Regions from separate parts of the Homo sapiens genome. Here region 2 is linked to region 1. A link is an interaction called in ENCODE POLR2A ChIA-PET data of the cell type or tissue named here. Cell type or tissue: PC-9. All regions are shown on one strand.

Region 1 (5,000 bases):
GATTGCCTATACTGAAGCCCTGGGTGCCACTGCTGGCCCAGCAGGGAGGAGGTTGCTGCTGCTCGGGCTGAAGTGAGGTGTGGGTCTGGCTGGGCCTCCAGTTTCCCACCTGGGCCTTGATTGTGAGGAAGGCCTGGCCTGGCTGCAGAAGCCCAGAAGCACCTGAGTAGGAGAGTTCCTTTGTCCCACCTGCAGCTCATTCAAGCCTGTGCATGGGGGTTGGGGTCCTCAGGATCTTGCTTTCCTGTTTAGGGGAGGCAGCCCCAAAGAGTGCTGGGACCAGTTTGGAGAGTGCTAAGGAATGCTGGTCTGCAGCGACCCTACTTGTGCTCTGCGTCCTCTGCCAACTGCAGCATGGGTGAACATCTGTACATCTGTCCCCATAATGAAAATGGCCTCAGCAAATAACAAAAATATTACCATTTAGCAATCAGGCACTTATTAAAAGCCTGGCCCAATAAACTTAAAAAAAAAAAAAAGATGTGCTAGACACTTTACGTCCCTTCATGTGAGCTTCACACAACCCTGTAATTAAGCCCATTTATAAATGAAGAAATGGAGGATTGAAGGATTAAGTTACTTGGCCAAGGTCATACAGCTCGTAAGCAGCTGAGCTAGGACTCAAATCCAGGCTTGCTTCCAAAACCTTCACTTTTCAGCCCAGTTCTCAACTGCCCCCTGGAGTTTGCTCATTTTGCCCCATGAAGAAACAGATCCCAGCTCAAAGGCGTGAAGGGGTTTGCTCAAGGCCACAGTGTATTAGTGTCAAAGGTGGAACACAAACCCTGACCTCTGAGTGCTCTCCCGAACCCCACATCCCGGCCGGGCCGTACCCTGAGCACACGCTTGTCCGCTTTCTCAGCTGGGCGGGGCGGGGCAGGACAAGGTTCTTCTCCCTCCCTCCTTCCCTCCTTCCCTCCTTCCCTCCTTCCCCGTGGGCCCTCCCAGCCTCCCCAGCCCCCACCTCTGCTGCTTTCCCTTGGCAATTGCTTCCATCTGGCCTGCCTGCAGCTCCTATTCCTTTGGAAATGTGGCTGCCGCCCACATGGCTGCAAGGCAACCACGGCCACACGTGGGGAAGGGGAGGGGCCCTATGGGGTCTAAGCACAGGGAACCCAGCCAAAGTGGCTGCTCCTGGCGTCTGGCATCCTGATTCCTGCCAGGCAGAAGCACCTTGGCTGCCTGGCCCTCCTTGATGCCCGTCCTGGGCTGGCTCAAGGCCAGAGAGGCTCCCAAAGACCCAATTCTCCTTCCAACATGGTGAGCTGTTTTGCCCACAGACAAGCTCCGCACCGGCAGCCCTCCCTGTCTCTTAGAGGTTGCTCAGGTTGGGAGGAGGGATTCCTGGCAGGAGAGAATTAGGGGCCAGCCGGGGTATACCCTGGGTTCCCACTGGGTTCTGATCATTTGGAGGGAAGTCATGCAAGGGACTGACGAGGGCAGAGGCTGAGGGATCCGCGGAGTTCTGGGCAGGCGAGGAGGCAGCTGACTTGCTCATGACTGTGGGTATGCGCCACCACACTAGGCTAATTTTTCTATTTTTTGTAGATACAGGGTTTTGCCATGTTGCCCAGGCTGGTTTTTGTTTGTTTGTTTTGTTTTGTTTTTGAGACAGAGTTTTGCTCTTGTTTCCTAGGCTGGAGTGCAGTGGCGCGATCTCGGCTAACTGCAACCTCCATCTTCTGGTTTCAAGTTATTCTCCTGCCTCAGCCTCCTGAGTAGCTGAGATTACAGGCACCCGCCACCACGCCTGGCTAATTTTTGTACTTTTAGTAGAGACAGGGTTTCATCATGTTGGCCAGGCTGGTCTCGAACTCCTGACCTTGTGATCCGCCCACCTCAGCCTCCCAAAGTGCTGGGATTACAGGCGTGAGCCACCGTGCCCAGCCGAGCGTGTCTGTCTTGTTCACTGGTGTATTTTCTTAATGCCTGGAATGATGTCTAGCAAACAATAAGCACTCAATAGATTCTTGTGTGATGAGTGATGGAAATGCAGCTCAGGTATGCTGATTTGTCTTTGCTGCATCTTTACTTTGCTTCCTCCTCCCAGGGCAAAGGGAAAAAGTTTCCCTTTTGCCAGTTGAGCTGTTTGCCAGAGAAAGGTCTGGCCCCATCTGTGTGCTGCCACCTTGGGGGTCTCTGTTCAGACCTCAGAGAGGCAGGCAGGAACCCAGGTGAGGATGGGCAGGAGCTTGTCCCCTGAGGAGTGCATGCCCCATTCCACCCACCACAGGGTCGGCTGGCCACATTTCTCTACCCATCACCCCTCCCTAGTAACCTTCAGGTCCCTGCAGACAGGTCCTGACCTCAGCTCCAATCCCTATGTCAGTCCTCTCCTTATTTGAGGCCCAAGAAAGGTACCCCTACGGTGGAACCCTCACTTGGGTCCTGAGAGGGAGTGACAGCTTTGGAAGAGCGAGGGGTTCACCCACATTTGCCTCCTCCTGAACAGCTCCACTTTTATTCCTTGTACATATTGCGTTTCCACTTCAATTTTTTTTTGAAACTGTGACAGAGGGTTTCTTGGCTTTAATTTTTTTTTTTTTTTGAAAACCCCCATTGAGTTCCAGTTGTGACCCCCCTGTGGTTCTCATTTTCTGGTAGCATGCCGTGTGGGGTCTCACCTCCTCGCCTTTGCTTCTGCTGCCCCCTCACATGGCTTGGGCATTGTTGGTAATGACCTTGCTAGACTGCAAATGTCCTTCAGTATCAACTGAAGCCCCAGTCCTGGGAAGCCTCCGTGGCCACCCAGCACCGGCACTTCCTCCCCCTTCCTCCCCCTGCGTTCTCCACTCCCTGCAGGTCCTATGCCTGTGACAGGGAGGGAACCCTGTGCTGGGGTGACCCCAGCATGGACCTCAGTGGGGCTCAGGCTGAACCAAAGGTAGGTGGTTCTGGGGGTAGTGCCTGAGGTGGTTGTATGGAGCTGTGAGATTTGTATTCCTAGAAGCAGGTTGGAGGCTCTCAGCCCTTCCCTCCATGCATGGCCTTGGATACAGCTTGCAGCCTGCCACTGTAGCCTCCATTTCCTTCTCCGAGAAATTAACACTTCTTTTTTTTTTTTTTTGAGATGGAGTCTGGCTCTATTGCCCAGGCTGGAGTGCAGTGGTGCGATCTCGGCTCACTGCCATCTCTGCCTCCTGGGTTCAAGTGATTCTCCTGCCTCAGCCTCCCAAGTAGCTGGGATCACAGGTGTGTGCCACTACTCCTGGCTAATTTTTGTACTTTTAGTAGAAATGGGGTTTCACCGTGTTGGCCAGGCTGGTCTCAAACTCCTGACCTCAGGTAATCTGCCCACCTGAGCCTCCCAGAGTGCCAGGATTACAGGAGTGAGCCACCGTGTCTGGCCAACATTTCTTCCTTTTTTTTTTTTTTTTTTTTTTAAGACGGAGTCTCACTCTGTTGCCCAGGCTGGAGTGCAGTGGCACAATCTCAGCTCACTGCAACCTCTGCCTCCCGGGTTCAAGCGAGATTCTCCTACCTCAGCCTCCCGAGTAGCTGGGATTATAGGTGCCCACCATCACACCCGGCTAATTTTTGTATTTTTAGTAGAGATGGGGGTCTCACCATGTTGGCCAAGCTGGTCTCGAACTCCTGACCTCAAATGATCCACCTGCCTCGGCCTCCCAAAGTGTTGGGATTATAGGTGTGAACTACCGTGCTCCGCCTGGCCAACACTTCTTAATGGGATAATGTTTCAGATAACATCCAGTGCCCGGACTCCAGCACTCTATAAATGCTGGCTGGTGTGCTTTTCTGGGATTCCAGGGTGGGGTCCAGAGACTGAAGAGGGTCTGCTTTCTGGCCCAGGGGAAGAGGGGCAGGTGGCTCACTAGGAGCTGTCCTGGCATCCTTTGTCCCCGTCCACTTACCAGTTATGTGACCTCGGGCAGGTCTTGCACTCTGGCACTCAATTAGCATCTGTGTTAATTGGGGTAAGAGTATCTGCCACGTCTCACAGCCTGGTGATGGACAAACAAAACAAACATTTTTTAGGCTGGGAGAGGCCTCAGAGGTTGGCTGTCATATTGCAAACGAGGGAGCAGAGACTCAGAAAAGTAACTTAGTTGTTTAAGGTCACAGAGCACCTCTCTCCCCACAGGCAGGGAGCCGGTAATTGGGCTGAGCCTCAGGAGTAACCCTTCTCTCTCTGCCTCTCCAGCCCCTACCTTATGCCTGGCCCATTCAGCTGGTCTGTTCTCCAGGCCCCTAGGACTGGGTGGGCTAAGATGAGTGGTCTAGAAATCCCTCCCCAGCTGGGCTGGACTGAATGAGGGGCTGGCCGAGGAGCGGGTGTTGATGGAGTATGGGAGATTGTCCTCACAGGCAGTGTGGGCCGTTTCTCTAGACCTCCTGCCCCCATCTCCTTCCTGTCCCTGTTTGAGCCGTGCTCTTCTTCTTCAATCCCTTTCTGTCTGCCTTCTCTTTCCACCCCTAGATTTCTCACCATCTTCAGTGATCCCTCCTCCTTCCTTTCTGCCTCCTCTGCATTCTCTCCTTGCCCTTGCTTCTCTGATCTGCCTTTTTTCTCCAGCCTCAGCATTCAGGTTGTCCTCATAGTGGAACTGGGACTCTGGGGGTGGCTGGGTTGGGTTGCCTGGAGGCCGGGAATGTTCAGGAGAGCCTTCATTGGGAGCCCATGGGAGCAGGAGTCAGCTCCTCCTGTTGGCAGCTCCAGCATTTTCGAACAAAAATGGCTCTTCCAGGAGTTGAGTTTGGCGAAGAGACAGTGCCTGCCCAAAGTATGCAATGCTTTTATCTTTAGCTCAGCTCCTGAGCCCTCATGCAACTCTTTGGACATCTTCCTGCAAAGGACGGTGGGATCTTGTCTTTCTGGGGCCTCAGGGTCTCCAAAGATGGGCTGACTAAGCTTCCCTAGCCTGGGACCTGAACCCTCCACCCTCCTCTCTCTTGAGCTCTTTCTCCCAGGGGAAGCTGCTCGAATGAGGGGAGTTGGCCAACACAGTTTTCTACTCTCAGACCCCATTGAGGTGAGCACA
Region 2 (5,000 bases), 110 kb before region 1:
CCTCTATTAGAACTAACAAGCTTAGCAAGGTTGGAGAATCCGGGATCAATATATAAAAATAGTATTTTTATACACTTGCAGTGAACAATACTAAAATGAAATATTAAAAATTCTTCCACTTGGCATCAAAAATAGTAAAATAGCTAGGAATAAATTTAACGAAAGAAGTACAGAAGGCTAGGCGTGGTGGCCCATGCCTGTTGTCTCAGCGCTTTGGGAGGCCGAGGTGGGCGGATCACCTGAGGTCGGGAGGTAGAGACCAGCCTGGCCAACATGGTGAAACCCCGTCTCTACTAAAAATACAAAAATTAGCTGAGCATGATGGCGGGTGCCTATAATCCCAGCTACTCGGGAGGTGGAGGCAGGAGAATCACTTGAACCTGGGAGCAGAGGTTGCAGCGAGCCAGGATCCCTCCACTGCACTCCAGCCTGGGCAACAAGAGCGAAACTCCATCTCAAAAAATAAATAAATAAGTGGAGAACTTATGCTTTGAAAACTACAAAACACTGAAAGAAATGAAAGAAGATCTAAATAAATGGAAAGACATGCCATGTTCCTGAATCAGAAGACTTAATATTATTAAGATGGAATACTCTGCAAATTGGTCTACAGATTAAGCATGGTCCCTATTAGGATCCAGCTGCTGATTTTGTAGAAATTGACAAACTGATTTAAAATTCATATGGGGCCAGGCACCATGGCATGCACCTGTAGTCCCATCTACTTGGGAGGCTGAGGCAGGAGGATTGCTGGAGGGCTTGAGCCCAGGAGTTCTGGGCTCCCAGGAGCAGGGGACCACCAGGTTGCCTAAAGAGGGGTGAACAAACACAGATTGGAAATGGAGCAGGTCAAAACTCTCATGCTGATCAGTAGTGGGATTGCGTCTGAATAGCCACTGCACTCTAGCCTGGGCAACATAGTGAGACCCTGTCTCTAAAAAAAAAAATTAAAACTTCATATGAAATTACAAGGGACCTAGGGTAGCCAAGACCGTCTTGAAAAAGAACAAAGTAGGGAGACTCAAATTTTTTTTTCTTTCAAAGCTTACTACAGAGCCACAGTAACTAAGGCAGCATGGCAAAGGATTCTCAGATCAGACACTGAAGGCACCAGCAACAGAAGAAAACTAGATAAATTGGACATGATGAGACTTTGAAACGGAAGTGCTGTAATGGTTGTCATCAAGAAAGTGAAAACAGAGCCAGGCACAGTGGCTTGTACCTGTAATCCCAACTACTTGGGAGGCTGAGGTAGGAGGATCATTTGATCCCAGGAGTTCGAGGCTGCAATCAGCTATGATCATGTCATTGTACCTCAGCCTGGGCAACATAGTGAGACCCTCGGCTCTAAAAAAGAAAAAAAAATGAGGCCGAGCGCAGTGGCTAACTCCTGTAATCCCAGCAATTTGGGTGGCCAAGGCAGGCGGATCACCTGAGGTCGGAAGTTCGAGACCAGCCTGGCCAACATGGTGAAACCCCATCTCTAATAAAAATACATAATTAGCTGGGCGTGGTGGCGCATGCCTGTAGTCACAGCTACTGGGGAGGCTGAGGCAGGAGAATTGCTTGAACCCGGGAGGCGGAGGTTGCAGTGAGCCGAGATAGCGCCATTGCACTCCAGCCTGGGCAACAGGTACGAGACTCCGTCCCAAAAAAAAAAAAAAGAAAGAAAGAAAGAAAAGAGAACCCACAGAATGGAGGAAATTATTTGTAGATCATATTTGACAAAAATCTAGTATCCAGAATATATAAAGAACTATTACAACTTAATAATAAAAATGATATATTTAGGGGAAATTTAAACACTAATATTAAGACATTAATATTTTTTAGGTGAGATAGAAGTATTGCGATTATGTTTTTGTTTTGTATGTACTTTTCTGACTTTTGTGTGTGTTTGGAAATGTCCATATTAGAAAAGAATCAAATCTAACAGTATCAACTCAGCAGTACTATGGCAGGGTTAACAGGCCTATCTACCGAGCCAGTTTAATGTATACTGGGGAAGTGACATTACAGATTCACTGCAAAGAGCTTAGGTTTTGGAATCAGACTCTGCCACTTAAATGCACTGGAACCCTGCACAAATCCCTTAACTTGTCAACATCTGTTTTTGCACCTGTGAAACTGGGATATTACTTCCTTGTGTCGCTTTGTGAAGAATAGGTGAGATAATGTGTATAAAATGTCTGGCACATAGTTGATGCACTAGAAATGTTAATAACCCTGGGGCGGGAGGCGGTGGGGGAACAGGTTTTTTTTCTTTCTTTTTTTAAATAGAAATGGGGTCTCCCTGTGTTGCCCAGGCTGGTGTTGAACTCCTGGGCTCAAGTGATCTTCCTGTTTCAGCTTCCCAAAAACTGAGATTACAGGCTTGAGCTACCATGCCAATTTTTTGTTTCTTGTTTTTACTAAGTTTCAGGGTAGAAGGAAATGAAGGTCACTGTTTTAGATGAATGGGAAAAGGCCCTTAGAAGTTGTGTGGGAGTTTGGCATTTCCTTCTGACTACTGAGCCTCCCTGTTTATGTTTTCATTCCTTTGTCTTTGCTTATAAAGGCCACTGGTGGCAAATTTAGTTCTAGGGTCATCTGCTTTAAGAGAAAAAAACTTTCCAGCCTGGGAAACAAAGCGGGACCCCCTATCTCTACACAAATTTTAAAATTAGCCTAGTGTGGTGGTACACGCCTGTGGTCCCACCTACACAGGAGGCTGAGGCAAGAGGATCACTTGAGGCCAGAAGTTTGAGAACAGCTTGGGCAACATAGTGAGACCCTGTCTGTACGAAAAATTTAAAAAGTAGTCGGCGTGGTGGTGTGCGCCTGTAGTCCTAGCCACTTGGGAGACTGAGGCAGGAAGATTGCTTGAGCCCAGCAGGTCAAGGCTGCAATGAGCCACGTTCATGCCACTGTACTCCAGCTTGGTGACAGAGCCAGACTTTCTCTCAAAAAAAGAGACAAACTTCCATTTTGAATCTTGAGGAAATCAATGCAGTTGCAGAATCATATTTCCTTCCTATGTTGATATGTAGGATTTAGTAGCTTAAATAGGTCTAAAAGATACTTAATTAAAATAAGTGACCTGGATTTTTTTCCCCCCAGGTTTTAACCTTTTCTATTCTTTTTCTTAGAAGCAAGAAAATATGTTCCACACCCATGATTATGTGATTGTATACCCAGGCCTTTTTATCGGTGTGTGTAATAATAAAACTGGTGTTAAAATGTAGTACGTATTTGCCAGCGCGGTGGCTCACGCCTGCAATCCCAACACTTTGGGAGGCCGAGGCGGGCAGATCACAAGGTCAGAAGTTCAAGACCAGCCTAGCCAACATGGTGAAACCCATCTCTACTAAAAACACAAAAAATTAGCCTGGCGTGGTGGCAGGCACCTGTAATCCCAGCTACTCGGGAGGCTGAGGCAGGGGAATTGCTTGAACCCAGGAGGCGGAGGTTGCAGTGAGCTGAGACCACGCCACTGCACTCCAGCCTGGGTGACAGATCGAGACTCCATCTCAAAAAAAAAATATATATATATATCTATATATATATATAGATATACGTATATCTATATAGATACGTATATCTATATATATATTTTTGTACTCTGACTCACAGACACACACTATCAATACATTATATATATTGTATATATATATACAAGGCGTGGTGGCACGCACCTGTAGTCCCAGCTACTCGGGAGGATGAATCAGGAGAATCACCTGAACCAGAGAGGCAGAGGTTGCAGTGAGCCAAAATCACGCCATTGCACTCCAGGCTGGGCAACAGAGCAAGACTCTGTCTCAAGAAAAATAAAAATAAATAAAAAATAAAATAAAATAATGATGCAGTGATAACCTCATATGTGTCATTTCATTTGTTTGAAATTGTATTTGTAGGATACATGTGACTGCTAGATCATAGGGCAAATGGATTTGTGATTTGGGTAGACAAGAAAAGAGCACCATATTTTTTATAACAAATCTAAAAAAGTATCTGACCTTCAATAGTAGTTGACTTTTTTTTTTTTTTTTTTTTTTTTTTTTTGAGATGGAGTTTCGCTCTTGTTGCCCAGGCTGGAGTGCAATGGTGCGATCTTGGCTCACTACAACCTCTGCCTCCCGGATTCAAGCGATTCTCCTGCCTCAGCCTCCCGAGTAGCTGGCACTACAGGCACCACCACCACGCCCAGCTAATTTTTTTATTTTTAGTAGAGAGATGGGGTTTCACCATGTTGGCCAGGATGGTCTCGATCTCTTGACCTCGTGATCCACCCGCCTTGGCCTCCCAAAGTGCTGGGATTACAGGCGTGAGCCAGCACGCCCGGCCCAGACTCGCTTTTATAACTGACACACTTAGGATAACAAATCTACTCCTGCAATAATGACATTAATCAATTCATGGAGGCACGGCCCTCGTGACTTAATCACGTCTTACTAGGTCTCGCCTCCCAACACAGTTCCGTTGGGGTTAAGTTTCCAACACATGAACGTTAGGGGACCAGTCCAAACCCTAGCAAATGGCATTTCACAGACAGGCTAGGGATCAGATATTACATCACATTACATAGTTACTTTCCCATTTCAAATTCCCTTCGTCCCAAGAGCCACTTTGTCTTTTCAGTTGTAAAGCCAGTTTCCCACCTGAAGTTGGTATTATAGTTCCTCATTAGTACTCAGGGATATTTACATGTATTCAAAATGAATCTGAAAAGCAGTTATTTAAGTAAGCCGTATGTTAAGAAGTAGGAGGTCTGGAAAAGTGGCTGATACCCATAATCCCAACACTTTGGGAGGCTGAGGTGGGAGGATCACTTGAGATCCCAGGAATTCAAGACCTACCTGGACAACATAGCCAGACCTCACATCTGCAAAACAAGACATTGGGATTCTGTTTAGAACTGATTGGTGTTTGATGTTTTCAACAGTTGCAAAATGCAAATTTTTAATTTAAAAAACGTATTAAATTGTTTACGTTAACCTTTTGTATACTGGATATTCTTCAGA

Evidence for each region. ChIA-PET counts read pairs that join two places held together with the same protein. Peaks named below come from ENCODE experiments on the same cell type or tissue, not always from the same donor. Only the 100,000 strongest peaks of a DNase experiment are listed, where the experiment ranks them.
Region 2: POLR2A ChIA-PET joins it to region 1 with 6 read pairs; 3 of 35 experiments call an interaction of 5 or more read pairs at or near these places.

The regions. Positions count from the first base shown.
Region 1 is chr11:126,358,833-126,363,832 of GRCh38, forward strand. All of the region lies in intron 1 of ST3GAL4 (ST3 beta-galactoside alpha-2,3-sialyltransferase 4), which reads left to right. Among named protein-coding and RNA genes, the nearest start is that of ST3GAL4, 5.6 kb to the left of the region's middle. RefSeq lists an enhancer at 1-203. In PC-9, no CTCF peak of the experiment used is centred here; a DNase peak (open chromatin) is centred at 1,959; H3K27ac peaks cover 1,182 bases.
Region 2 is chr11:126,244,347-126,249,346 of GRCh38, forward strand. All of the region lies in intron 4 of FAM118B (family with sequence similarity 118 member B), which reads left to right. It also overlaps a transcript of SRPRA not described here and the pseudogene RN7SL351P. Among named protein-coding and RNA genes, the nearest start is that of SRPRA, 22 kb to the right of the region's middle. In PC-9, no CTCF peak of the experiment used is centred here; no DNase peak of the experiment used is centred here.